Regions from separate parts of the Mus musculus genome. Here regions 1, 2, 3, 4 and 5 are each linked to region 6. Evidence: chromatin loops called from intact Hi-C (ENCODE). Cell type or tissue: heart. All regions are shown on one strand. Each heading gives the region's core, and the rest is flanking DNA. Links, peaks and the distances in the headings are about the cores only. Region 1 overlaps Eif1b (eukaryotic translation initiation factor 1B). Region 2 overlaps Trak1 (trafficking protein, kinesin binding 1). Region 3 overlaps Trak1 (trafficking protein, kinesin binding 1). Region 4 has its middle 12 kb from the start of Trak1. Region 5 overlaps Myrip (myosin VIIA and Rab interacting protein). Region 6 holds the start of Rpl14 (ribosomal protein L14).

Region 1 (4,876 bases), core at 1-4,000, 73 kb before region 6:
GTTGGCATCGTCAAGGAGGAGCAGCTGAAGGTTCACGGGTTCTAAGATGAACCCAAGCGTGGCGAGTTTCTTAAATGGTTTTGTTCTCTAACTCAGTTTGGCTGCCTCGGGAGATGATTCTTTACAGTAAACGACAGACTTTGCGTTTATTTAATCATTCAGACTTCCACTCACACCTGCATGGCTACAGAAAACACGGGGTATGTAGGCTCCTGAGTCATAAGGAAATCGCGGTGAGATGGGAACGAAGCCCGAGTCCGTCCTAACATGTTTCCAATGGAAAAGGTTTTGTTGTGAGTGTTTGTTGTTAGTTTTATTTTCACTTGACTGTTAAATGTTTTTGTTGTTGTATTAAACCATGTATGTTGCGGCTTAACAATAAAAAGAAAGTGTGCATCCTTTATGAGCGCTGACCTAAGCCAGCAATGCACTTTGTTTTCTTTGCTGAAACATTAGGAACATGAACTGTCTCTTCCCTGAAACCTCTAGGTTCATCAGCTTCAGAACAACAGGTAGAGAGAGCTGTTTGTCACCCTCAGTGTATCAAAATGCATTTAGCCAGAGGCAGTGCCCTGCAGGTGTGGGTGATGCTGTGTGTCTTCAGAGTGGAAGGCTTTAGGTTAGCACTCCTGGAGTTGAGTGCCAGGTGCTTCTGCCCAGCACAGTCTGGAGTAGACGGGCTCCTCTGCCTGTCAGCCTGGCATTCTGGAGGCCACCAGAGCAGCCTGCCCTGCCTACTGAAGGACTAGTGACAAGCTGTTCTCCTGAGGGGGTAGTGTCCATCACAGTAAAGGAACAGTTCCACCCCAGCCACGGTGGCAGTGCAGCTCCTGGGTCACCAGCTATCCTGCAGCTAGAGGAAGGAGTGGCTACAGCCCAGAAGTCAAGCAGTAGGTCACCCCAGCACATCTGTTCATCAAGCGAGATGTCTGCATAGCATCTGTATGAGTGAAGGGCAGTCTTCAGTGGCAGCGTGTTAAAAGTTCAGCAAGAGAACTGACTGGACAAGGCTTGTGATAAGAATCACTCTTATCCATCAGGATAGTGGGCATACAGAGTAGGGCAGAGGCCATGCAAGGGAGGCTCCACATGTTCCTCCAAGGAAGCAGTATGGAGTCGGGTTGGCACCAGAGGGGGCGGTGGGGGGGTTGCCAAGCTGTCCTTGGATGTTCTAGATCCCAGGCACCACGGGATGACAAGACTATGAGGATCAGATTGGTGAGTTCTACTCAACAGGAGTGGGTGGCTCACCTGTCTGGCTGACATCCTGATCGCTGCCGCCCCTAACTAGAGAGTAACCTACAAACTTCATGCAAGAAGCAGTTACAGACCTGGGTGTGGTGGTGGTACAAGCCTGTAATCCTAGCACTAGAGAAGCAGAAACAGAATGGAGGAGTTGAAGGCCAGCAGGGGATACTGGAAACCCTATCTCAACAAGGGATCACAGCTGTCAACTCGCAAAAAGGTTTAAGTTCTTGGGGAGTCTTTAAGTGCTCACAGGTTAGAGTACAGGGTAGCCCAGTTACCCTAGAGAGCTTGGAAGGGTCTCTAGAATGCTCCAGAAGAAAGCTGGCCTTTTTACCTCCAGTTTACTGTTAAACATACTTCTTACCTGAAAGCCATTCTTGAAGCCCTTTGGGCAAGACACGTGGTCTAAGGAGTGGAGACAGAATTGTTAGTCCATGTTAGTCATGACTGATGCTTTGGGGAGCAGGATGAAAACAGTATCCCTCGAAGTCTGAAAAGGGCCCTCCATCCTTGGTCACCAGGATGGAGTCTGAACAGATGAGAGCCATAGACTTGCTAGAGGCTAGGGATAGTTTATTTACAACAGGAAGAACAGTTTGAGTCTCTAGCAGCCCACTTGGTAGACCAAGAGTGTCAAAATGGAAAGGTTGGGTACCAGGGGGGAAATGCATTTAAACTGAGGCAGATTAAGGCTAGCAGTGGTCTATTAGCGCCCTCTTGTGGACACCTAGAAAACCATGGCTCCTGGCCAACACAAACAATCACCTTACAATCAGCCCTGTGGGCAGTTATCCACACTGATCTCAGCCCGTCCCTTTTACTGTCCATGAAAGCAGTCTTAACTTTCTGTCACTTGGGAGAACTGGTAGTGTTTATACAGCCTTATCCTCGGACTGTACACAGCCACAGCACATGCCACCAGGAAGTTAGTTCTGTGTCAACAGAGATATTTGCTTATGTCCTCTCGTGAGTGAATAAGCCAGAAAAAACCTGAGGCTTCTGCATTGTCAGTAGTGAGTACATACAGCCTGGACAGTCTATAACAGCACTCCCAGTGTATGGCTGGGGAGTGTGTGTGTGTGTGTGTGTGTGTGTGTACAGAGGAAGACTCATTCATTCGGGAACCCTCGGAGAATCAGGCTCTTCCACTTCCTGGAAATGACGCTCCAGGTGTTGGTTTCTCTGGATCCAGCAGTGCCGTACGAGGCGGTCCCTGGTTCAGGTATCCCCTGGAGAATCTTGAGAGGTGTTCTTTTACTATAGTAGTAACCCTGACAACAGGCCCTTTGGGCAGCTGTAGTTTACCAGGCCCTGGCCCTCCGGCTCCCTCTTGTCTTGCATTGTAAGGAAAGCAGTTGATGTCAGCACTCACAGCCGAGTCTTGCCCAGTTCCACGGGCATCAGATTCCATCCTTCTCCACATGAAGGCCAGCAGAGCTCCGCAGTTACCCCTCGCAAACACTCATTCTCCCTCAACCGTCATCCCACCCCCTTGAGTTCCTGCCTAGCATGCACAAGGGCCTGGGTTTGCCTCTTAACAAATACACATAAACTGACAAGAGGTGGGAAGAGAAGTTCAAGGCTATCCTCTGGTACATAGTGAGTGCAAGGCTAGCCCAGCACAGGGGAGACTGTGCGAAGGCAACCCTGACTCTGTCCCCTCTCACTACTGAATACTCATCCAGAGGAGCTAAAGGCACCCAGAGAGAAGCGCTTCCTTCACCTTCTCCCCCCAGCCCTTGTTCTCTGTTGTGTCTTGAAGACATAGAGACATCTCTGAAATACTTGAAAGTCACTTCCCCACTCAGCCTCGCTCCACACAATGCTATGTGTGCTCTCTGCCCTGCTTACCGGGATGGCACCTTGTTTTCACCAAGACAAGACCCTATGTATGTCCTATGAGCCATCCCCCGCCCTCCAAGCAATCCCCTCTATCATTTCTCCATCTCACCACACAAGAACAGGGACATTTTTCATACACAAGAGATGCAAACCTCACCTGGTGTCACATCCCTTTCCAATGCTATCCCACTGGACGTCAATTTGCACATGTCACTGGAACTTCAAAACTGGCATGCTTGAGCTGCAGAGATGGCTCAGTGGGGGTAAAATGCTTGCTACACAACACCAGGACCAGAGTTCAAATCCCTAGCACCCACGTAGACGGTGGGTAGGAGTGTTGGCCCACCTGTAATCCCAGCACTCAGGAGGCAGAGACAAAAGATCCGTGGAGCAAACTTGGCTACCCAGACTGGCCATTTTTGCATTCAAGGGAGGACCCTGCCTCAGTGAATATAAGATGAAGAGCAACTGAGCAAGATGCCTGCCCTCAACCTCTGGCCCCCCGCACACATGCATGCACAACTAACACATGAACACATGTACGCAAAAATCAAAACCAGAAGATGGACATGACTGAGTGAGTGTCTTCCAGCCTGCCTCACATACGTAGATGGCATTGTGCCACCTGTGCCCTCAAGCCTGAGAAGTCAGTGCTGACACCTTTTCCTCCTACTTCATCTGCCTCTGGGTTTTAACTATATCCTCCTCACCCCCGTGTTCTTCTGGTCACCACGCCTCAGCATCTCATCTTTGCCTGTGCTTCTACGGGGGCTCTCCCCATTAAATATTTGAGGTGCCAAGGCTGTGCGATCTATGTTCCAAGTGCTTAGCTCAGCCATGGAAGACGGCCACATAGAATGCCCAGGTAGGACTGTTTTCAATAAAGATTCATGTACAGGACAGAAACCATTGTTCACACCACTGTTTCATCCCACTGAAGACTATCCTTCTGATTTCTGATGCAATTACTTTGCAGTGAGAAAAACAAAACAAAACAAAACAAAGCCAAAACATTCTCTTCTAAGAGGCAGGCCATGTAGCAAGTTAGGGCAGGATCCAGGCCATTTGACAAACAATCGTCATGACAACAGCTCCACCTGTGTCAGAAAGGCAGTGTCAAAAGATATTTTCCCCTCTGGCACAGTTGGTCCTCTAGCCAGGAGATGCTTGAGCCCTGCTCAGCCCTTGGTAATTCCCGGTACTGTGGATCCTGACTGTGAACAATAGCAGGTTGCCCCCCACAGCTAGGTTTCTTCATCCATTAGCAGTGATGATGGCCCCTCAGGGACTCCATGGGGAACCATAGACAAGAGTCAGATAAGGTGACCACAGAAACTGCAGCTGCATCTTGGCCGTGGTGGCTCATGACCAAAATGGCCTTGAGTAGAGGAATCTGGTGCCCCCCTCCAGTATCTGAGGGCATCAGGCACGCACGTGGTACACACACATACATGCATGTAAAACACATAAAACATTTTAAATATTTAAAAAGAAAACACCACACTGACCCGAATGGCTGCTAACTGCAGGTCAGCTGCTTGCATCGTTCCCCGGAGGAGACGTGTTGCTGAATTAACTTCCAGATGGACTGAGCCTCTGCTGAGCCTGTTCCTTGGAGAGGATGGGGACTGAGGGGGAGTTTTCACCTGGGGACAAAGCAGGGGATGGGCTGGAGAGATGGCTCAGCTGTTAAGAGCACTGACTGCTCTTCCAGAGGTCCTGACTTCAAATACCAGCAACCACATGGTGGCTCATAACCATATAGAATGAGGTCTGATGCCCTCTT
Region 2 (4,000 bases), core at 1-4,000, 800 kb after region 6:
TGGCAGGGCTGTGAGCTATCACCCTGAGAGTGGCAGCAGCCGGCCCCCCCCCCCCCCCCCCCCGCACTGTTTACAGAGGGACCCTGGGCAGCTCCTGTTTCCAGCTCTTCTCTCTCCCTGCTCTTCCCCACCACCCCCAAGCTCCCCCTTCCCTCCCCTCCTTCCTGTCTCTGTTCCTCCTCCTCCTCCCCTCCTCCTTCCATCTACCCCATCTCCTCCTCCTCCTCCTCCTCCTCCTCTTCCTCCTCCTCCTCGGTCTCCTTTAGAAAAATGAGTGCAGGCCACAGCATCCCAGGACTCAGCCCCATTTTCAAGGAAGTCTGGGGACACTTGAGTTCATTCACTGAGAACTGCTCTCAGTTCTGTTTGTTGTTGTTGTTACTATTATTATTGTTGTTGTTATTATTGTCAATTTGACACAAACTGGAGTCATGTGGGGAGAAGAGTTGAGACTCCATCAGATTTTCCTGTGGACAACTCTGTGGGCATTTGCATGATTAATGATTGCAGAGGGAGGGCCTAGCCCATGACTGTGGTGTCGCCCCTGGACAGGTGATTCTGGATTGTGTAAGAAAGCAAACTGTGGGTTTATCTGCTCTTCTAGAGGATGTGGGTTCAACTCCAAGCACCACACATGGCAGCGAACAGTGGTCTCAAACTCCAGTTCTAGGGTATCTGACACCCACTTCTGTCCTCTGTGGGCGTAGAACCCTACACATAAACTAAAAACAGAAGAGAAAAGAAAGCAATCTGAACAAGCCGTGGCCAGCGAGCCAGGAGCAGTGCCCCCCCCGCAGCCTCTGTTTCATCTCCCGCCTCCAGGTTCCCGCTGTCAGTTCCCTTTGTGATGGCCAGTGCCGCGCCTGCACCATGCCTGCACCATGGACTGAAGCCATGCAAAGCCTCCCCTCCTGCAAGCCGCCTTTGGTCAGAGTTCTATCACAGCAGCTGGGGAAACAAATTAAAACCGGTTTTCCACAGACTTTTGGTTTTCGCCCAGTGAGAGCTCTGCGGATACCTTAGGGTGAATTCGACCCCAGGACCCATTGCAAACTGAGGCTGAGCAGGCTGTCTGACCCTTGGTCTGGATGTGGAATCCTGGGAGAAACAGAGGGGAGGCTGGAGACAAGGGCATGAAGGTCCAGATTTCAGGACTGGTCATTGTGTGGCTGGCAGAGGCCATGTGTGATTCCCACTGCAGCTGAGGAGAACCAGGAACTGGGAGGTAGGGAGTGTGTGGTGGCCACTGCCTGCACGAGTGGCTGGACTTGGTAGAACACACCACCTGTACTTGTGCATAGGTAGAGGAATTGGACGGGGATGGGTAGTCATGGGGAGTCTGGGATCTGGGTCTATGAGATGGTTTGAGTCTCTAGCAAGTAAGACCTTCTTCAGTGGGCCAGTGGACCTGAGATGCCCGAGGAATGCAGATCCTAAGGGAGCCACCCAGACCCACACCCTAACTCTCACCTCCAGGCTCAGTCCCAGCTGGACGGACCCAGGTGTTTCTATAAAAGCCCAAGACAGACTAAGCTCCCAGAGGGAGGGAGGTAGGCTTTATTTCTAAGGCTCTTTGGAGTTCTGGGGAAGGAGCTCAGGGCTTTGTGCACTTAAAGTGAGCCACCTCAGTCCAGGGTCCATTCTAAGGACAAGGACAGGCCCCATGGGTAGGACCCTTCCTGCAACCCCTCCCAGGAACATGAGCCTGAAAGGCAGCTAATGCCAGGGCTGTTCCCCCTTGTGTGCATCTGTTCTGGTTTGAATCTCACGGCTCAGCGCGACTTTAACAGCTGTTAGCTTATAAACTGAGGACACAGGCCCTCCAAGGGATGGCTGAGGAGGTTTTTATTGTGGATATGAGGGAGAGTAGAGCTGTAGGCATCTGGAAGAGTCTAGAACAGGGGAGAAAGTAGTGAACATGGCCAGCAGATTGGACTTGGGCATGGGAGTGGGTGTGGGGCTGGAGGGAGGAAGAGAGGATCAAGAAGACAGAAGGCCAAAGAGGAAGAGAAACAGGAGAACCAAGAGCGCAATGGCCTAATGACAAGCTGTGGAAGGAGGGCACGGGGCAGAGTGAGATCTGAGAGGAGCCTGACAGCAGGCAGTTTTTTTTTTTTTTGCTCTTCGGTGTTCGTGCACGTAGAAGAACAAGAGCATGCATGCCATGTAGCAGTCTTGGAAGTTTCTGGGCTCATGTCCTTCCTAGGCCTGTGATTGGCAGGAGGACCCGTGAGGCTGGGAGTGTGGTGTTGTACCACCACCTAGTGGACATATAGAGCACTACAGCAGCTGCCCTATTCCCCCACACCCTGTGTTTCCATCTCCCAGAGGGGTCTGTTATTGTAGCTGTGTAGATTGTGGGAAACCTTCTTTATTCACCTCTTCTTGGCTTTGCTCCCTGGCCATTCTGAGCACTGGAGACTATCCTGGAAATTGGCCTTGTAGTGGAGGGTGTGACCAGAGTCAAGTTAATCTCATGTTCCTTGCCTGCGTTCCCTGGGACAGACCTTATCTATTGGTGCTGCACTCTGTTTGCGGTGCTGGGGATTGAGCCCAGGGCTTCCAGCATGTTAGGCTGCACTGCCAACTGAGCTATGTCCTGTCCCTGCCCTGCCCAAGCTTTCTGACATGCTTGGAGCCATGCCACGGGTATCAGGTCTGAATGATTCTGCACAGAACGTACGTGATTTGCAAATGGTAAACTTGACCTTAAGCCCCACATTATCCCTGTGAAGCCCAAGAAGAGGCTGGGGTCAGCAAAGTGACTCACAAATGCTTGTCCTAATTTGTTCTGGGCTAGGGAAACATCAGTTCACATCTAGTCACTTAACAGCTATAAGGAAAAGATGAAGTTTGTCTGTTTTGGACAACAGCTTCACCTGATACCACTAATTTTTCTCTGAATTAAAGAACTTGAGGGCCGGGAGATGCCTGAGCAAGGATGAAGACCTGGAATCACATTTAAAAAAAAAATCCAGGGGTGTTATTCTCTGCCTGTAATCCTAGCACTTAGGACAGAGACAAGCAGACCTCCAGGGATTGCTGGCAGCCAGCTGAGCCTAACCTGTGGGAGCCAAGAAAAGGGGAGAGACTCTCTCAGAAAACAAGGGGAACAAACGAGAAAGACACCCAAGGTGGGACCTCTAGCCTCCATAGCCGTGTGCACACATGTGCACGCGTATGCACACACACAGCCCCTATAGCCATGTGCACACATGTACATGCGCATGCGTGCACACACACACACACACACACACACACACACTCACATACATGTGCACACACACACACACACACACACACACACACACACACGCTCAGAAAGAGGCTTTGCCGAAAGAGCTGGTAAGACCCTGATTCCTTAGGGCCCCAGGCTCCTCCTCTCCTTTGGTTTTACCATTTTCACTATGGCCACCACCTTTAATGTTACCGCATTCCTAGGAAGGTCCAAAAGCTCAGGCCATCCCTGACCAGCTAGTCTGTACCGATGGACCGTCACTTCTGTGGTGGTGTCCGAATGTAAGCCTCATGGTCATGCTTCGCTGTGGAGGTGGAAATGGGTGGCTGAGAAGTTCTTGTGCCAGGCTCCAGGGCTTTTAGACAATGATGTCCATCAGGCCACCTCCACCAGGAGTCAAATCGTGACGTGAACTTTCTATAGCAGGGTTTCTTCATCTTTCACACCTGTGCAAGAATGTAATGGTGCTTGCAAAGCATGATGGGTAAAAGGTAGAGGTCATTTGTAGCTGGAGGCCATGCTGGACTCTGGCCATGCTGGACTCTGGCTGGCACCTTGTATTCTGGGCATAGCGTGGGAGAGTTCTGGAATCTGGAAGCACATATTTTATGAGGCGAAAGACAGCCAAGGGATGCGGCCTCTGTAATCTGAGGTGCCAGAAAGGACCTAGCCTTCAGAAGCTGAGGCACAGAGCACAACAGACCCTTTGTGTCTGAGGTGACTGTGGGGTTCCTGGATGGAGACAGTCTCAGAATGTCCCCA
Region 3 (4,000 bases), core at 1-4,000, 890 kb after region 6:
AACGAGGCTGGGATGGGGAGTGACACAGAAAGAAAGGACAGGGTGAGGCCCTTGTGCTCTGGCCTGCTTCACAGTCACTTTCACCTTTGCTCTCCATATCAAGGAGAGGATTTCAGGCAGCCAGCCTGGAGCTGGGTGGAATTCCTAGGTAAGGGCTTGGGGTATGGGAGTGTCATGGTGGGGGCTTCTGCTCAGTGCTAGGCTTCTTGAATACCTGGAGCCTCCTACCCAGCCAGGGGGAAGTGTTCTTGAGGTCCACTGTTGACAAACCAAACATCAGAGCTAAGGTTGAGGCAGCTTTCGGGTCTGAGGGATTGAAAACACCTGTCCCATGGGCAGAGCCGTTGCCTGGGCTTGCTATTGCTGGATCCCTGACGCTCAGCCAGGGGAAGGCATTCTCTTCTGCTGAGAGCTTCCGGGGACAGATGCCAGAGGTGGCTGCTTGCTCTAACGCAGCCTCTGGTGTCTCTCTCCCACACTCAGTGTTTTTGTCTGTGAGGAGGAGAGACAACAGGGTGATCCCGAAACTAAAGGAGTCAGGCGTGTGGTGAGGCCCACACTCAGTGCTGAGTGATGGTAAAACGGTGTCCTGACATACGGACATCCAGGTTGTCCTTGATAATGGCTTCTGCCAGGCTCTCCCCGTGACCTTCCGTGAGAAAGCACATGGACATTGTGATGGGGACTGTCAGAGGTGACAGAGGTTCCCTCAGTGCATGAGTGTCTGGCCCTCCTGCTAGGCCCTGGACATCCACCTGGAAGTTCTGCTGTGGGTCACTGGCACCATGTATATACCTGGTGGCCAGCCCCTGCTGCCACTGAGCCCACTTGCCTGAAGCACTCATGATCTGACCCCAGTCACTTAGCGTCAGGAACCTTCCATTCCCATTTGTGCAGTGAGTGACACTCCCTATGAGGAAGTTTGAGGAGTGCATAGTAGTGCTTATGTGTAGAGCACAGCGAGTTTTTATTGGAATATGGAGCATGTGCCACCATGATTTCACACACCAGTAAACAGAGGCAGGGGTGGAGTCTTCAGGCTGTCTTCAGTTAGTGGAGAAGACAAAGGGTTAGCCCACCAGAGATCTGCCTTCCATCATCCCTGGCCAGAAAGTTATCCAGGGAGAGGAAGCAGAGGCAGCCAGTCATCCCATAGTTTAGCCTTGCCCCTCCAGTCAGAGAGTTAGCCTGTCTCTGAGTTTCACGGTGCTGCTACGTTGTCCTGTTGCTGCTGATAGTCTTCCTGCGTGGTCTCTCTGTGGGGGTCTACTATGACTACCATGTCTTGAATTCCTCCCCAAGTCTCATTTGGATTGCAACCAGGTCAAAGAAATCCTTACAATGTATGTGTGCAGAGGCACACCGTAAGTACCCCTGCAGACAGCACAAAGTTAGAATGTGGCTTATACCAACACTAGGAGACAGAGGCAGGCAGATCTCTAAGTTCGAGGCCATCCTTGAATACAGAGTAAGTTCCAGGGCAGCCAGGGCTACACAGAGAAACCCTGGCTTAGAAAACAAAAGAATGTAGAGTACAGACTAAAAGTGTTCCTGCCTGTCCCTCCTGTCCTCTGTCAAGGCACACCATACTGCCGTGTCCGACGTGAGCTAGCCTTAGGAAACAGTTGTGTGTGGCATCTGGGAGCTCAGGATCCCACAGATGCCTGCATGCCCCACCAGTTCGTGCATTTCCCTCTATGGTCAGTGCCTGAGCCTGTGGGGCCTCAGAGCATCGCTGGGATGTTCAGCTCGGCCACTGGGTGGCGCTAGCAGCCTAGTCTTCTCCCACAATCATGGTCACAAAAATACCTGTGCTTTGTCCCAAGTTGAGGACTCGTTATAAAATCTTTATAGGGTGGATTCCATTTTTAACAACCTCTTTGTTGTTTTGTTTTGTTGTTTTTCTTTTTCCTTTTGTTTGTAGAAAGTATTTTTTACCCCATTCATTAGGCCCAAGTCTATCAAGGAGGATATAACGTGTGTCCTTAAACCTGGTGTGGCCCGTGAAGGGCTGAGGGTGTTGGGGTTTTCAGTGTGTTTAGTTTTTCTCTTTAATTTTAAGCAGAATTGAAGTAGTCCGTTTTCAGAATCCTTCTAAGACCTCCATGTCACCCCTTACCCGGTGTCCAGCCGGGGCTGCCCCTCACCCACCCCAACCACCTTTCTGTCTCTCCTCTCAAGGTACAAGGCACTGGCGGCAAGCAGCTTCCACTCCACCCCTCCCCCTCCCCCACTCCCTGTTAAGGAGTTTTTACTCAGCTAGAAAGTAGTCCTGGATGCTGTGAGCCATGGTGCAGGCAGTCTCCTGTCTCTGAGGGCTTCTCTGTCTGCAGCATGAGGCCTGTTTATTTCTGGCCATGTACATTTGAGTGTCTAAACTTTTGTCTGTAGAAGAGGGCTTCGGGTCCCAGCCTTCTGGGCCTTCTGCCAGACGTGGCATCCTGCATGGTGTGTCAGGTGCCCAGAGGCTGGGCAGAAGCATGGAGCACCACAGCACACTCATGAGATGCCGCTTGGCTCCTCCACATCCAGGCTCGCAGACACTCCTGGCCTTGTGACACCTTTCTTGGTAGAGCACCTGGGACACATGAGGTCATCAGGGACACACTCCGGTGTTATTACAAACCCTCTGGCTGACACCTGAGTCCTAGGGTTTGGTGTCACCCTGGAGATGGCACCTCTGCTCTAGGCTTCTGTGACTTATTTACCTTACGTCCTCCCTGCCTCACCTGGTGGCTCCTCCATTCTCCTTCCTTAGCTTCCGTTTGCAGGTGAGTCTGGTATGGTCGGCAGCAGACTTGTACCAGAGCATCCGGGTGTCTTTCTGATCCCCGGTTGTTCTCCTGATGGCTTCACAAGTTTCCTGTGGCCCTTGCTCACCATTTCACCCTCTTCTGTCAGCAAAGTGATAATGTGTTAAGTTTGGGTGTTAGCACCTGGTGGTTTAAAATACTTTGTTACCAGACATCATTGGCACACAATATATAGTGTAATTTTACTTTTGAAAGTATTGGTTCTTTACAGTGCCACTCCCTCCTGGTGTGACAGGGACACACTGTTGTCCAGTTAGGTCAAGCCAGTTCTACCCCAGTCCTTCCCACAGTCAGTCCTGTGCAAGCTCAGGTGACCCCAGTCCCTCCCATAGTCCTATGCAAGCTCAGGTAACCCCAGTCCCTCCCACAATCCTTTGCAAGCTCGGGTGACCTCAATCCCTCCCATAGTCCTGTGCAAGCTCAGGTGACCTCAGTCCCTCCCTTAGTCCTGTGCAAGCTCAGGTGACCCCAGCCCCTCCCACAATCCTTTGCAAGCTCGGGTGACCTCAGTCCCTCCCACAGTCCTGTGCAAGCTCAGGTATTCACATTGAGCTCTGAGGGTGGGAAACATTTGCTCTAGCTGCCATGCTAACTCTCCCTTCTCTTGGTATCCACTCTCTTTCCCCCACAAGGTTCAGCCACGCTTCACCACTGGCAGCAATTGGCCCAGCCTCATCTTGGGGGCATCCTGGACCCCCGTCCTGGTGTGGTCACCAAGGGCTTCCGGACTTTGGATGTTGACCTGGATGAAGTGTACTGCCTTAACGACTTTGAGGAAGATGACACAGGTGACCACATTTCTCTGGCGGGCCTAGCTACCTCCACGCCAATTCAGCACCCGGAGACCTCAGGTGAGAGGTCTCGAGCACGTGTGACTGTCTCAGGCAGCAGAAGTTACTCCAGCCAGCCTCAGGCTTCCCCAGAGGAGATGCACCAGCCGCCAGCACAAGCGGGCCTGGAGGAGGAGGAGGAGGAGGAGGAGGGGTCTGGTGAGGGCGCCTCGATTAGTCCTGTAAACCTGACACCTTTACCGGAGGCAGAGCTCTGGGCCTTGCTCGTCTCTGTTCCTGGCACCACCCGTAGTAACTCTGTGTCCGTAGCTTCTGCTCGTCTGTGTGGATGACAGGAAAAAGCTTTCCCGTTGTCAGGCTCTGTTTTGAAAACAGAGACCAGATCCTCCCCTTGTG
Region 4 (4,928 bases), core at 475-4,474, 780 kb after region 6:
GTAACTCTGCCTGGCAGATGGTGAGTTACACCATTTAGGTTTTACTAAGTGTTAGTTCTTTGAGATTTTCATGCAGCCTGTTGTGATCACAGTGACCCTTCCTAGCCCACCCAACTTGATGCTTTTTTTATAAAAACCTTCAAGATTACTTTGTGCTACCCAACCAGCTGAGGTGTGTGGTCTTCCATTGGGCACATAGTCAACTTAACAAGAGCGAAACAATTAGAGAAACCTATCCCCCCCAACTCCCAGCAGCTAGCAGTTGCTAATAGCTCTGTGGCTAAGGGGTGGGATCATGTGCCCGACTCCCCTCTCCGTGCTGGGATGTTGTCCGGCTTGGACTTGTGTAGGTTTGTACATGTTTCTTCCACTGCCGTGAGCTCACAAGTCCATTTGCATGCCGTATCCGGAGACTGACTTGTAGCCACACTGCTTTTGGCTGGCACATTCTTCCAGCTCCCCAGCGACCCTACGCCTTGGATACTGGGGTATGTGTGCCATATATGTGTTCTCTTAGGGCTGAGCTCTCAACAGTCTCTTATTCTCTGGGTAGTTGTGTCCCTGTGTTAATCCCTGCCTGCTGCAGATAGAAGCATCTCAGATGAGGGTTGAGAGAGGCTCTGACCTGGTGGTGCGTGTGGCGAAGTTCTGCATCTTCTAATGCAGATAGACACACCATGCCCTGCAATGGGTTGTGAGCTGTGATTTCACACTGAGCCCGTGTTTGACATCTGTTCTTGGTGACCCAGTTTCTCTGTGTTGCTATCGTAAGGCACAGGAATGAGGGGGACAAGTTGTGTTGTGTGGCCCGACTGTGTCTTATTTAATTGACATCTGTAATAGATAACAGGTTTCTCTGTCTTCATATGTGCTTCGAGGAAAGTTAGGTCTTAGAACGAACTTCTGCTTTTCCTTAGAGAACAACTAGCTGTGGAATTACTTTTAAATTTTGTAAGACTTATTTTATGTATATGAGTGCTTTGTTTGTATGTATGTATGTATGTATGTATGTGTGTTTGTATATTGTGTGTGTGCATGTGTGCATATGCATGTGTGCATGTGATGGCCTTGGAGATCAGAAGAGGGTCTCTTCACTGAGACTGGAGTTACAGGCAGTCACCTTTGTCTTAGTTAGGGTTTTACTGCTGTGAACAGACATCATGACCAAGGCTACTCTTTGGACAATGTTTAATTGGGGCTGGCTTACAGGTTCAGAGGTTCAGTCCATTATCATCAAGGTGGGAACATGACAGCATCCAGGCAGGCATGGAGTAGGAGGAGCTGAGAGTTCTACATCTTCATCTGAAGGCTGCTAGCAGAATACTGTCTTCCAGGCAGTTTAAATGAGGGTCTTAAAGTCCACACCCACAGTGACACACCTACTCCAACAAAAAAGGCCACACCTACTCCAATGGGGATACACCTTCTAATAGTACCACTCCCTGGACTGAACTTATACAAACTATCACACCCAGGTTCTCTGGAAGAGCAGCCAGTGCTCTTAACTGATGGAACTCTCTCTCTATCCCTTTGGGATTGCTTTGATCTAAGTTCCTGAACATCACTGAAGTGAGCAGCACAGGTCAGTTAGGAATGGAAAGATGCCAGGGTGACGGTTCTGATTATCATTGCCATTTTCCCGGTAACCTAAAGCCTGCTTGCTTATTTATTTATTTTCTTGTGTGTGCATCTATGTGTGGAGGGAGCATGCAGAGCATGTGACATGTGTGGAGCTCATAGACCAACTCGTGGGACTTGCTTCTCTTCTCCAATATAGTCCCAGGCCATGAGGCTCTGCCACAGGTCCTCTGTGAGCTGAGCCGTCTTGCCAGCCTATATAATTTTTCCTGGTAACTTCTGTCGTTGAATCAGCTTTAGCAACGTTTTATACTGTTTGCCTTTAGCTTTTGGGTGTGAGAAGATCATAATTTCCTTGCACGTGCTCACTTGAGAAAGCTGTTTTCCTCGTACAGTGGTTCTTTTTGTTGTCCCAGCATGTTCTGAAAAGCTAAGATCCTACACACACTGTAAGGAGGAATGAGATACTTGACGTTTCCTGGATACACCTCAGGCTATGGTTTTATTAGTGATTTTAAAAAAATTTACTAAGCACACATGCACACTTTTGTAGTACACATGTGCTGGTGCGCATGTGTGTGTCTTTGTGTGTAGTACACTCAGGACAACTTGGAGGAATCTCTTCTCTCCTTCTACCATATGGGTTCAAGGGATTGAACTCAGGTCTTCAGGCTTGGCAGCAAGCTCCTTTATCTGCCGAACCCTCTTGCCCTCCCTGGGCTATAGAACTTATGACTTCAAACCTCAGTTTTTCCCCCTACAGCCAATGGGAAGAGAATGAATGGGCTTGCCATCCTCTGGCTGCTGTGAATTAATTAGGGTTGGCAGTGCCCCCACCTGGCAGAACCCAGTCATGACATGATGCATGCAGCCTGTATGCCCTTTTTTGTTGGTAGGGCCCTTGTGTTGTTGTTGTTGTTGATAGTTTGAGTACATTAAAGGCTGCACCATGGACATCTGCTCCTACCCTCTCCTAGCCCCACCCCATGATCCTAGGTGTCCACCCTTTGGAGTTGATTCTTTTGTCCTGGGACTTGAGGCTAAGTAGCCACTGGGTGTGGTTGATGATTAACTTTAGGCCCATATTCAGAGGGCCGATGTGACACCCCCTCCCTGCCATGCCAGCCTCCCGTAGATCTTGGCCTGCATCCTCCCCAGGGATGCAGTGTCCCTTCCAAAAAATGATTCCTACTAGGTAGACTGCAGTATTCCGCAGCCCAGGTCCCTGAGCCCTTCTTGGGCAGAACTTTTGTTTTCAAGGTAAGGGCTTTCCAGCCTAGCATCTCAGGAATTCCATGAGCACTTTGCAGGGATCTGTGGACGAGGTAGTCATTCTTGCCATCTCCCTCCCAGCTCTGGCCAGCCTCCAGGTTCCTCCTCCAATCCTGGGATGTGAAGGGTTTAGGATGTGGCTTTCTGTACGCAGCTTGCAGTTGGGCCTGGCATAGTATCACTTTGCTGGGCCTTGTAAACCTCCTCCCTCCTGCTGCCTGCCAGGCTGGCCTTGTGCCCCTCGATTGGCAGGATTAAATGTCTGACGGCTACTCTTGTCCCCCACAGTGCCACCTTGCAAGAGAAGCCCCTCTGTGGGGTCCCCGAATGTAGTCTCTGCTGCCTGTGCCAGTCTGTGAGTGCTGACTCTTGGCGGTCAATGGCCAAAGTTTGAATCTCCTGCCTAGCTTCTAGGGGTCAGTGACACATGTCTGTCCTGGGCCAGGCACGCTTGCCTCACTAACCTTGCTAGGTGTTGGAAGGCTTGTGAAGGTTCCACTGCAGAAGAAAGAGGAGAAGCTGGCTGCCTCAGGCTCTGTGGCTGGATGGCCTCCCTGCAGGAGAGGGAGCTATTTATGGTGCTTTAAAAAATCTGCTGCTACAGCTAAAAGAGGGTTGGGACTGTTACGTAAGGCTGAGCTGCTCTGGGTCTGGTCTCATTTTCTCCCTAATTCTAGGAGACAGAGTCGAGGCTGGGCTGCCTCTCAGCTGCAACAGAATTATTCTTGGACATGGGGGTTGGTCATGTGACAGCGCCTCTCATTCATGAAACCTTGATGCATCAGTGGATCAGCCTTCCTTACTTTGCGGGCCTGTCCGGTGTCACCGTGTGTGTTGGGGACATTGCTTCTTTGCTACAGAAGGATCTAAAGGGGTCTGGCCTGGGTTGGATTGGGCCACAGTCATTCCTTTGTTATTCTTGAGTTTGGGGAACTTTCTTTTTATTTATTTGTTTGTTTGTTTGTTTGTTTGTTTGTTTTTTATTTATATTAGTATACTGCAGCTCTCTTCAGACACACCAGAAGAGGGCATTGGATCTCATTACAGATGGTTGTGAGCCACCATGTGGTTGTGGGAATTGAACTCAGGACCTCTGGCAGAGCAGTCAGCGCTCTTAACCATTGAGCCATCTCTTCAGCCCAGAACTTTCTTTAAGTGATGTTGGTTGTGTTATTATTGGGGGAGGTAGGCTCTCCAGAGCTAGAAGAAGGCATGGCTTTAAGGTGGCACTAAGGGCTGGGGAGGTGACCCAGCCAGCAAAGTGCATGCCATACACACTTGAGGACCAGAGTTTGATCACCAGAAACCAGGTACAAAAGCTGGGTATATATGGTGGCATGGTATTCCAGTCCCAACCCAGGGAGACGGAGACAGTAGACAGTGGGGCGGCCAGCCAGCCGCACCACAAGCTCCAAGTCGGTGAAAGAGACTCCATGTCAAGGAGGCAGGTGGCATTTCTCAGGACGACACCCAGAATTGACCCCTGACCTCCACATGTATGCACACATGTGTTTCTACACAAAACCATGTACACACACATGCATAATTTAAAAATAACTGCTTCGAGGTGCTGGGGAGCCCAGTAGTGTTCTCTGATTGTCATGAGGCCCTGAGTTCAGATTCACAGAGCCCATGTGAGAGCCAGCCACAGATGGATTCCTGGCAGTCTCTGGCTACCCAGTCTAGCTGCAATGATGAGCTCTAAGTTCAGCAAGAGACCTTTCCTGTCCCTTCACAGGAGATAAATAAATGGCATTGAGCCTGGTGTGGTGGTGTAGGCCTGCCACCTCAGCACTCGGAGGGCTGAGACAAGGGGATTATGGATTCCAGGCCAGCCAGAGCCTGGAATCTCTGGTGTAAGGGTGGGGCAAGGCACTCAGGACAGCTGCTGCGCGTGGCTGTCTGTCCCTGTGCAAGGCTGTCCTGAAGTCCTCCTAGCAGAACCTGTAACAGTGTCCACCTGACCTCTGCTGTCCTCCTTTGTTCCTTCAAGGGACCCAGGGACCCTCACAACAGTCATAAGAAGTCACAACAGCTCCAGGAACGGTTACTGAAACTGTCATCTCCATTTCTGTGCC
Region 5 (4,928 bases), core at 526-4,525, 140 kb before region 6:
TCCTGCATACTTGGTGTAAATAAACGTATACAAGCACTCACACATATGCATAAGTAACAAAAATAATAAATACTCATTTAAGGTGACAGGAGGAACCCTGGGGTTTCTGATCAGCCAGCTGAGCTGAATCCATGAGACCCAGCTTCAGTGGGAGATCCTGTCTTGAAAACTAAGCTGGATGGCTGGGAGATTTCTCAGTGGTTAGAGCACTTGCTGTACAAACCTAAAGACCAGAGTTCAGATCCCCCGAGCTCTGATAAATGCCAAGTGGACATGGCAGCTGCCTGTAATTCCAGCCTCGGGAGGTAGAGTTGGAGTCCCCAGAACAGACTGGCTAGTGAGACTAGCATATCAGTGGCTGAGAGACCCTGCTTCAAAGAATAAAAGGAAGAGTGACTTAGGATCCTGACATCAACTACAGGGCACACACATATACACACACAAGCACGAGTACACACATACATACACACATATACTCACATGCACACACAAACATGGACATACACAACTCACATATACACACACTCACACTTACATGCACACACATATGCACACACACACACACACGCACATTCACATACATGTACACACATGCATACACACACATATGTACATGAACATGCACACATGTATACTCACATGCACACATATGTGCACACATGCATGCATATACACATATGTACATACACATGCACACACTCACATGCACACATGTACACATATATGTGCATATAACACATAGACATACACACTCATACATACTTACACACTTACTTATCTGCTCTGGAAAAGCATGGAACCACCCCGTATAAGCACTTCCTGCTGTCATCCTCATGACATCTCAGGGAGGTGTTAACTGCTCTTTTTCACCACTGAGCGGAGTGGGGATCTGAGAATCGTGTACTGCCGCATGGCTTCCAGGCTTCATACCCAGGCCTTGAGACCGCTCTTCTCTCCACCGTGAAACCTGTCCCCAGGGCAGAGGAAGCTACTTTGGTTCTTAGAGAAACAGGTTGTTGGGATCTGGGTCCTGCCTCGCCCTGTCATCCAGAGGCTGCAGAGCCATGTGCATGGTCAGCCAGAGCATAAGGCAGATGATGGAGAGCCAGCCAGGAGGGTCAGATGTGAGCACAGATCCTAGGGAGAAAAGCTTGGAGGTGAGAGGTCTAAGGAGTTAGTGGGCTTCAGCAGAGGGTGTGGCAGAAATGAACTCTAGAGTAAGGAGTGGTGGAATGAGCGCCAGGCACCAGGGCTAGGGTTCCCAGGAGACCCCCATTCACATTTTCCTATGGGGGATATCTAATGTCCTTATGGTGTAAGAAAGCCCTAGTTGCTGTCTCTCCAAAGAAAGAGAACTCAGTGTTCTGCCATGACGGATCACAGTAGGATTTCAAACCCACGTTCCACCAGTACCTGCAATCCTCCAGGCTGGAGTTCGGTAAGGAGCAGGCAAGGACAACACTCTGTGGAGACCAGCATTCCATGGAGCAGCAGCAGGCCTGTATCACTTATGAAGTGTGGAGCAGGCTCCTGTCTCAAAGTCTTGGACAAAGCTGTAGACCTGTAGGCCCTTGGTCCAGAAACTGTGCCTGAGGGGATAGGGGATAGGGACTGCAGTGTATACAGGCAGTGAGCATTCCTGATGCCCCCTGCTTGTGGGTAAAGCCCTGGCCCAGCCCTCAGTCATCCTGGGTGACTTGAATCCAGTCAAGAGGAACCAGCTCAGAGGGCCTCCAGCCTTCCTTGCATTTCGCTTTCTAGTGGTCTTGGAGTTGGAGAGAGGATTCATGCATGAGAGAGAGAGAGAGAGAGAGCCACAAGCTGCCCATTAAGTACAGCTTCAAGTCCAGAACAAGTGTGCACCCTGGGTTACATAAATAACAGACTTCTATGCCCATCTCACAGGGCTATAGGAATAACATCCATGAAAGTCCTTGGGGAAGGATAGGAAGGAGGTAGAATTATCCCTCATCGGTGAGGGGAAACTGAGGACCTAAGGTATAAACAGATGGCTGCTGTAGCTCTCCCTCCCCTTCCGCCAGCCTTAGAACAGTATGGGGCAGCTCTCTCAGGAGGCGGGAAAGGGGCTGTGCCTCCAGTCTCACTCCCTCTGCGAGGCCCCCAGGGATCCTTGAGGATTCTTTGTTTCAATAATATTTTTACTCTTTAAATTTTTCACGCATGTATTTTGATTCTATCCACCCCCTGTGCCTCTCAACCCATTTTTCTCCAATTTCATGTCAGACCATCATTGTCGTCATCATCGTCATTGTCATCATCCTGAGTTCAGTTACCTACTAGAGTGTCAGCAACCTGCCAGGCTCCACAGCTCCAAAGACAGTGACTCTGTCTCGCTCAGCCACCGTCAACTGCCAATAGCTCCCTACTAGGGGTGGGACCCCATGAGCCCCTCTCCCATCTGCACTGGAAATTTCACAGACTTGATACTGTGACAGGGTCAGGCAGGGAGCCATGGCCACTGTAAGCTGATGTGGGCAACAGCCGTGCCACGCCCAGAAGTCAGCTGTCATTAACAGCTCTCCGCCCCATCCTCCATCTCTTGCAGCTTCCCTGTCCCCTCTTCCATGATGTCCCTTGAGCCTTGGATGGGAGACATTGATATTGATGATACCCGTGTATAGCTGGGTACTCTTAACATGAGAGTTGGGTGTACACTCCTGGTCTCCCTAAGGTGGTCGCCCCACAATCTCGCAGGAACCTTGTAGGAGATGACGTGTTACCCCCCCCAACTCGCTCCTACAGTAATAATGGACCCTTCTGGTGTCTTTCTCACCTCTACCCCACAGACCTGGCCCCACTTTTGCAGAGCCCCGATGGGAACTGGATGACCTTGAAGGACGGTAGTAGACAGCCCCCAACCCGCCTGCTGACCAAACCGAAGAGTGGGACCTTTCAGGCCCTGGAGGTGGCGTCCAGTGTGACGTCTGCCTATGATGAGATCGGTTCCGACAGTGAGGAAGACTTTGATTACAGCGAAGCCTTGAGTAAGCTGTGCCCACCGTCCCAGAGCAGGCTCAAGCAACCCCAGCCTCAGCCTACACAGGCCCAGAGTTCTGGCCAAGGTCCCTTAGCCACCTCTCCCTCAAACCCTGAGGCCATGTGCTCGGATTCAGAGACATCTTCCACCAGCTCATCTCGGGAAGCTGGCTGCCGGGCTAAGCTGTCCTGGCTGCAGAGGAAGGCCCCCAAGAACCCCGCAGTGGAGAAGATGCCCCTCCAGGGAGAACTGGACGTCAATTTCAACCCTCAGGCAGCCGGTGGAGAGACTTCCGACAGTAGCGATCCAGAGGAGACCCTCCGCACTGCAGAGCGCCGGGCCAGGAGGTGGAGAAGGGCACGAGTGGGCCCCGAGGAGTCAAACAGGGGTCTGCCTTCACCTGGTGCCCATCCACGGGCACTGCACACGGCTCAGGTAAAGAAACCCGCAAGCACACAGATATTTTGAAAGTAGGATGACCCTTCTCTGCGCATAGTACCCAAGAGAGCCTGGGTTTGGGCTCTGCTGTCTAAGATTCTATTGGTCTTGCGGCCAAGCGCACCCTGAGTTGTCACTTGGGCTCGCCTCTCTGGAGGCTTCCATGTGGGTGCTGTGTCTCTTGAGCTTGACCAGAACATCAACGGCAGGCACAGGTGGTAGGGGGCTTCTTCAGTTCGTGGTGGACAGAATGCAGAGAAAAGGAACACGGGAGAGAGCGGGGGCGGGGGAGGCAGGGCTCGAAAGAGGGCTCGGTTGGAAAAGGGTTCACTGTGTGAGCTTGAAGACCCGAGTTCAGTCACCGCCTACAGAAAAAGCCAAGCATGGTGGCACACACTTGCTATTCCAGTGCTGGGAAGACAGAGACAGGGACAGAGACAGACTCCTCACAGTCACCACATGGCCAGCCTTACCTATTCAGTGAGCCCCAGGCCAGTAAAAAAAAGGTGGATGCCACCTGAGGAACAGCATCTGAGGTTAATCTCTGGTATCTATATTTTCATCACACACACATATACCTTCACACACACAACCATCTCTAAGGACGATTTGTGTCTGCTTTCAACTCTCAGGTCGTGCGTTGTCAGTGAGGAAAGCCATAGCCCGGGGAGCTCAGATGGAAGGAACCTGGAGGCAGGAGCTGATGCAGAGGCCATCCCTGGCTTGCTCCTCATGGCTTGCTCACCCTGCTTTCTCATACAACCTAGGACCACTGACCCCGGAGTGGCACAGTGAGCCGGGCCCTCCCACATCAATCATTTACCCAAACGATGCACCATAGCCTTGTCCACAGGGCAATCTAGAGAGGGATTTTCTCAAGTGAGATTTGCTCTTCCCAGATGACTCTAGCCTGTGTCAAGTTGACAAAATAAAAGCAATGGTCTGGCCTGGTGACCATGACAACACCAGGTAGGGAGGAGCCAGAGGCCAGCCAGAAGGCGCCCTTTACCCTCCTTTCCTCCTCTGGAAGGACTTGAGCAAGTAGCAGTACCCTCTCATCGCCACTAGGTGGCGATGCTGCTACGCTGTCCGGGTGTTCAGATCTTCAGTTTCCTTTCATAGGGCAGTTCTCACTTCTGCCTCCTCCTGAAAATAAGACACCCCAGGTTGAAATGAAATAAAAATTTCATATTTAAACTGTTACTTCAGAAAAAATATAAATAAACATAAGACAAAGCAAGTGACATACTATAATATACAAATATTAAATATTTATATTTGTATAAATATTGTGTCATAATATACATACAAAACTATAATATACAGATATTAAAGCATCCCAGTGGCGTTTACTGCCAGGCAAGGTAGCACATGTCACTGATTCCAGTACTCCAGAGGCATAGGATAATGTATCAGAGGCTAACCTGGACTACATAGCGAGTTCTGGTCTAGCCTAAACCACCTAATAAGAAACCACACACATCCCCATCCC
Region 6 (4,928 bases), core at 349-4,348:
GGATTCCATGTTTTATTTATTTATTGACTGACATGAGTTCTGGGTCATGAATTCAGCCTTGCATGTTTCTTACTGACTGACTGGCCATCGCCCCAGCCTTTGTTTTGGTTTTGAGAGAAGGTCTTGCAAAAACTCACCAAGATGCATAAGTCAGAAATAAAAATAGGGGTTGGAAAGATGGATCACTGGCTAAGAGTACTGGCTGCTCTTCTATGGGATCTGGGTTCAGTTCCCCGCATAAGTATGGCAGCTCAAAACAGCTTGTGGCTCTTCTAGCCTTCTCCAGCACTGAATGCATGTGCTACACAGCCAGACATGCAAGCAAAATGCCCATAGACATAAAAGTTATGGAATAGATTTTAAATAGAAGTAAAATAAATCTTTAAAAACAAAGTCAAGTATCTTAATTTTACATGCCAATCTCTAGCTCCTAGAAGCCCCACCCACAGCTTTTTCACTTAAAAACAAACAAGCATTGAATAAAACCAGAACATTGTTTGTTTCCTTTAAAAAGAGTGCATGCTGAAGATCATGGCTGAATAACAAGGTGCTAGTTGGAAGGCTGTAGTCATTAGAAAACCAGCTGTGTGCCTCTCTTGCCAAGGCCATGTCTCCTTTGACACGTCTGTGTTTGTCACCCCTGTGAGAAAGCTCTGTCAGATAACCCTCCATCAGCTGGGTCCCTCCTGTCTTATGTATACCACAGGTATCTCAACCCTGCTGGGTCTACACACTGGGAAAGCCACACTTCCCCATATCCATACACTGTCCCAGCTATCCCAACTCTAATGGCCCTTATGGCTGTGCTCCTCCTACGGATACCCAGACCCTACACCATACCCCAAGTGTCTACCATGAAGACACACACAGTCTCACACACACACATACACACATACTGTCTCACACATACTCTAGTACTACACACTCACACACACACACACAGAGCACCCCAGACAAGACCCCTGGCTCTCCACTACAGCTCACACTGAGGTAGTGTTTTTCACACGTTCACACCTAATCTCCAGCTCAGACCTGAAAGCACTGGTACAGTGGTGGGACTGCAAGTGTGTTCCACAACACCCAGCATACAGAGGAAACTCTTAAATGCCATTTCACAGAGGGAAAGAGATAAGAGGTTAATCTAACCAATATCTCAACGCCAGAGAGGGGCCCAGGGAGGAGCTGAGTCAGCTCACTGCAGTGCTGCCCAATCAGGCCTGTCTCACTCCCCACCCCCAGCTCTGGGATTACAAGATAATTCTACCACACCTAGCTGTCTTTCTTTCTTTTTCCTAATGTGGGCTCCAGGAGTTGAACTAGGTTCTCATGGCAAGCTCCTTACCAAGTAGGCCACTTCCCCTACTTGTTTTCTTTTCTTTTTTTTTTTGTTTTATGAGACAGGGTTTCTCTGTGTAGCCCGGGCTGTCTTGGAACACACTCTGTAGACCAGGCTGGCCTCGAACTCAGAGATCTGCCTGCCTCTGCCTCCTGAGTGCTGGGATTAAAGGCGTGTGCCACCACGCCCGGCTCCATACTTTGTTTTCATTTGAGAAAGTTTTGCCATGTGGCCCGGCTGGTGCTTACTATGTATGCCAGGCTAATCTCAAGCTCTTGGCACTTTCTACCCAAGCCTGCTGCGTGCTGGGATTATAGCCATGCACCACTGCACATGGCTTATATGCAATATTTTTACTTGTGAATTTGAGGTTTCATCTAAGGCTTCCTTTCCAAAAAAAAAAAAAAAAATGACCTAATAATAAAAAAAATCAAGGAAATATAAGAGCTGCATGTTTAAGAACAACAGGTGAACTTTTTTCTTTCCCTGAACCACTGTGATTGACTTTAAGTGTATTCATTTTGGTAGTTTGGGGTTTGAATCCTGGTTCCCACGTGCCCCAGGAAAACTCTTCCCTGCTCTGCCACACTCCCGAGTCCACTGCTGGTTGGTTCCTGTCTCATCCCCCAAGCTCCCGGCAGTGAAGCTTTCCAGGACCGAGCTCTCCAGGACCCGCCGGCCGAGTGCATGAGTTGCAGGTGGCAAGGATTCTCCGTCCCTCTTGTCTGGAACATCTTTTCACTGAGCTCTCGGCATCTGTCCTGACTGAGAGCTTTTCCTTGGGATTCCTCACTCAGTACCGCTTCACTCTTCAGCAAAAGCAGACTCGTTAGGATGAGGAATTTATTGAGAGAGGCTGGCAGCTCATAATCTTCTGTTAACTCCTGTTCCAGAGGATGTGATGCCCTCTCCTGGCCTCTGCAGGTACTAAGTTTGTTTGCGCTTGGTGCTCACAAACACCCATACACATAAAATAAAATAAAATAAAATAAAATAAAATAAAATAAAATGTCTGAAATGGGGTTCGTTCAGAGCCACAGAGATGACTAGCAGTTGAATGCTTTCTTGAGTTCTGTTTCCAGCTCATTCATAGCTCTAGCTTTAATGGCCTCCAAGGGGACTATTCCTCCACACACATAAAAGAGTATGTAAAGTGCTTAATGTTGTAAAGGCCTGAATTTGGATCCCCATCACACACATGAAGAGTTAGGAAGAGTTAGGATCGATGGCCTGCAGTGGTCATCCTGGGGAGGTAGAGACAAGTGTGCCCCTGGGGCTCAGTGACCAGCATGCCTATCTGAACTGGCAAACTCTGGGTTCAGTGAGAGGCTGTCTCATAAAGACCGGAAGAAGAGTGACTGAGGAAGGCACCCAGTGTGCTCCTTTGCTCTTGTTTACTTGACACAGCTAGGGTCCTCTGGGAGGAGGGAGCCCCACTTGGAGGAATGCCTCCATAAGAGGCATATCTGTGAAATATATTCCCTTTCCCCCGCCCGCCTCCCCCCACCCCCCGGCCTATTTATTATATGTAAGTACACTGTAGCTGTCTTCAGACACCCCAGAAGAGGGCGTCAGATCTCACTACAGATGGTTGTGAGCCACCATATGATTGTTGGGATTTGAACTCAGGACCTCTGGAAGCGCAGTCAGTGCTCTTAACAGCTGAGTCATCTCTCCAGCCCTGTGTCTTTGGACTTTTAAGACAATGTCTCAGTATGTCTCCTTGGTAGGGGAAGCGGCCTTAAATCCAGATTTGCTTCCGCCTCTGCCTCCCGAGGGCTGGGATTAAGGGCGAGCGCCAGCACCCTCGGCTGTGTCTTAATTATATCCTGTGTATACAGAAGAAAAGGGAAGTGGGCTGGGGACAGACAGTTCATCCTATGAGTCCTTCCTATCCCTAAAGTTCTCAGGAGTGACCGCCCTGTCATGCCAACATTTGGGAGACTGAGGCAGGAGCATTGCTGCGAGCGAGCCTGCTTGGATTATACAGTGTGGAAGGCCTACACTAAAAGGCCTTGTCCCCAAAATCCCAAACCCAAACAAAATAGAAAGGAGAAATTACAACGCCAAGCTCACTGCACGTGTCTGAGGAGAAGCAGTCCATAGAGAGCCGGAACCGCCATGTCATAACCCAGTGAGCATGCGTAAAAGCACGCACGTTTCCCCGTCGACCAATCGGTGGGCACGCTGGACGTCGGGGGCGGGGCTTCTGCCGACACATGCGCACGGCAGGGCGGGCCCTCTCTCTTCTCGCTGAGCGCCGCCAACATGGTGAGTGTGTGTGCCGAGAGCTCCGAGTGCGGCCGTCGCGACGCCCGTCTTCTGCCCCGGGCGGGGGAGCCCCGGCGTGGAGTGGCTCTGCGCGACCCGGCCAGCGCGTGGGGAGGCAGCGGGGCGTGGAACCCAGCCCGCAGGGAGCGCGGCTCGCGTGGACCGCACTACCGGGGCCACGCGTGCGCAGTGGCGGGAGTGGCTGGGCCTGAGGTCCGGGGATGGCGGCGCTGCTGCGGCCTCGGACCTGCCCGGCGGCCTGGCTCCTCATGAGCTCCCTTCAGTTCTTTTTCTCCGGAAAAAGCGAACCGGGGAGTGGTTCAGTGGATTGAACGATGAATTAATTGTATGAGAACTAAAGGAGTATCAAACATGGGTAAGAGCGGATCCAGGGAGCTCGTGTGCTGGGAAAGTGGCCACGGGATACTTGAAGTTAAAAAATGCTGGCTACTAAGTTCAAACTCGTCTCCCAGGGCGGCCCCGAGCCCTGTGTTGCCGGTAAGCAGCGGACTTGGAATATTTAAAGCCAACCCTTGTTTCTTTTCCTGTTTTAGGTGTTCAGGCGTTACGTGGAGGTTGGCCGGGTGGCCTACATTTCCTTCGGGCCCCATGCTGGAAAGCTGGTCGCAATTGTAGATGTCATTGATCAGAACAGGGTACGTGTGGGACGGAGTATTTTACAATCTTTATTTAACGTGGCCGTAAGATCGACAGCACCGTAGATGTTACTCAGGGTAGCTAGAGTGGTCCTTGGGTGGAGTTCTTTAGATTACAGGTTTACCATTGAGGAAACACTGGCCACGGAGTTTGAAGCACTGGGTAGAGTTAGCTCATCTTACAGCACTAATTCACCGGGTAAACGAGGCAGGCAAATGCAGGTGAGTTTAAATGAGGTAACTGAGAAGACTTCAGTGAGCTGGAGGTGCGGCTCTGTTGGTAGAGTGCTTGCTAGAGTCCCTGGATTCTAAAGATAGATGTGGCTCCTGCTACCTCAGGCTCTGGGAGGATAAGGTAGGAGAAGCAGGAGTTTGCCACTAGCCTGGGCTGCTTGACCTTGTCTGAAAATACCACAGTGGAGGCTTTTAGGATACTGGGTTCACAAACGTGCATTTTCTTCATTTGAATGGTAATGTACATTTCGTCCAGAAAGGGCTAGAAATTACGTAGAGGTTACAGCCATCTTGAACTTTAGATGCCTGTCTGAGGTCCTTGATTTTGTATCCTAGGCTTTAGTGGATGGACCCTGTACTCGGGTGAGGAGGCAGGCCATGCCCTTCAAATGCATGCAGCTCACTGACTTCATCCTCAAGTTCCCACACAG

What was found. A loop is a pair of places that touch in the nucleus more often than their neighbours do. Peaks named below come from ENCODE experiments on the same cell type or tissue, not always from the same donor. Only the 100,000 strongest peaks of a DNase experiment are listed, where the experiment ranks them.
Region 1: it touches region 6 in a loop (3-fold over the local background); 38 of 42 quality-filtered maps call a loop at or near these places.
Region 2: a loop joins it to region 6, with 3 times the contacts of the local background. A loop is called at or near these places in 8 of 42 quality-filtered maps.
Region 3: it touches region 6 in a loop (2.1-fold over the local background); 2 of 42 quality-filtered maps call a loop at or near these places.
Region 4: it touches region 6 in a loop (4-fold over the local background); 2 of 42 quality-filtered maps call a loop at or near these places.
Region 5: it touches region 6 in a loop (3-fold over the local background); 12 of 42 quality-filtered maps call a loop at or near these places.

Annotation. Positions count from the first base shown.
Region 1 is chr9:120,494,913-120,499,788 of GRCm38, forward strand. It overlaps Eif1b (eukaryotic translation initiation factor 1B), which reads left to right. Exons shown (of 4, transcript NM_026892.3): 4 at 1-415. The coding sequence ends at 45. Among named protein-coding and RNA genes, the nearest start is that of Eif1b, 4.7 kb to the left of the region's middle. In heart, for the core only: a CTCF peak has its summit at 1,961 (motif pointing left); a DNase peak (open chromatin) is centred at 1,979.
Region 2 is chr9:121,372,487-121,376,486 of GRCm38, forward strand. All of the region lies in intron 1 of Trak1 (trafficking protein, kinesin binding 1), which reads left to right. Among named protein-coding and RNA genes, the nearest start is that of Trak1, 7.5 kb to the left of the region's middle. In heart, for the core only: a CTCF peak has its summit at 2,287 (motif pointing left); DNase peaks (open chromatin) are centred at 667, 1,204 and 2,245; H3K4me3 peaks cover 103 bases; H3K27ac peaks cover 1,589 bases.
Region 3 is chr9:121,456,914-121,460,913 of GRCm38, forward strand. Trak1 (trafficking protein, kinesin binding 1) reads left to right here. Exons shown (of 16, transcript NM_175114.3): 14 at 3,446-3,664. Among named protein-coding and RNA genes, the nearest start is that of Gm51661, 4.0 kb to the left of the region's middle. In heart, for the core only: a CTCF peak has its summit at 1,760 (motif pointing right); a DNase peak (open chromatin) is centred at 418; H3K27ac peaks cover 584 bases.
Region 4 is chr9:121,352,568-121,357,495 of GRCm38, forward strand. It overlaps a transcript of Trak1 not described here. Among named protein-coding and RNA genes, the nearest start is that of Trak1, 12 kb to the right of the region's middle. In heart, for the core only: CTCF peaks have their summits at 2,423 (motif pointing left) and 3,397; DNase peaks (open chromatin) are centred at 2,434, 3,394 and 4,176; H3K27ac peaks cover 1,221 bases.
Region 5 is chr9:120,429,546-120,434,473 of GRCm38, forward strand. It overlaps Myrip (myosin VIIA and Rab interacting protein), which reads left to right. Exons shown (of 17, transcript NM_144557.5): 10 at 2,808-3,433. Among named protein-coding and RNA genes, the nearest start is that of D830035M03Rik, 61 kb to the right of the region's middle. In heart, for the core only: no CTCF peak of the experiment used is centred there; no DNase peak of the experiment used is centred there.
Region 6 is chr9:120,567,935-120,572,862 of GRCm38, forward strand. Entpd3 (ectonucleoside triphosphate diphosphohydrolase 3) reads left to right here. Exons shown (of 11, transcript NM_178676.5): 11 at 1-393. Rpl14 (ribosomal protein L14) reads left to right here and starts at 3,583. Exons shown (of 6, transcript NM_025974.2): 1 at 3,583-3,607; 2 at 4,162-4,263; 3 at 4,834-4,928. The coding sequence starts at 3,605. In heart, for the core only: a CTCF peak has its summit at 2,257 (motif pointing left); a DNase peak (open chromatin) is centred at 3,537; H3K4me3 peaks cover 1,920 bases; H3K27ac peaks cover 2,810 bases.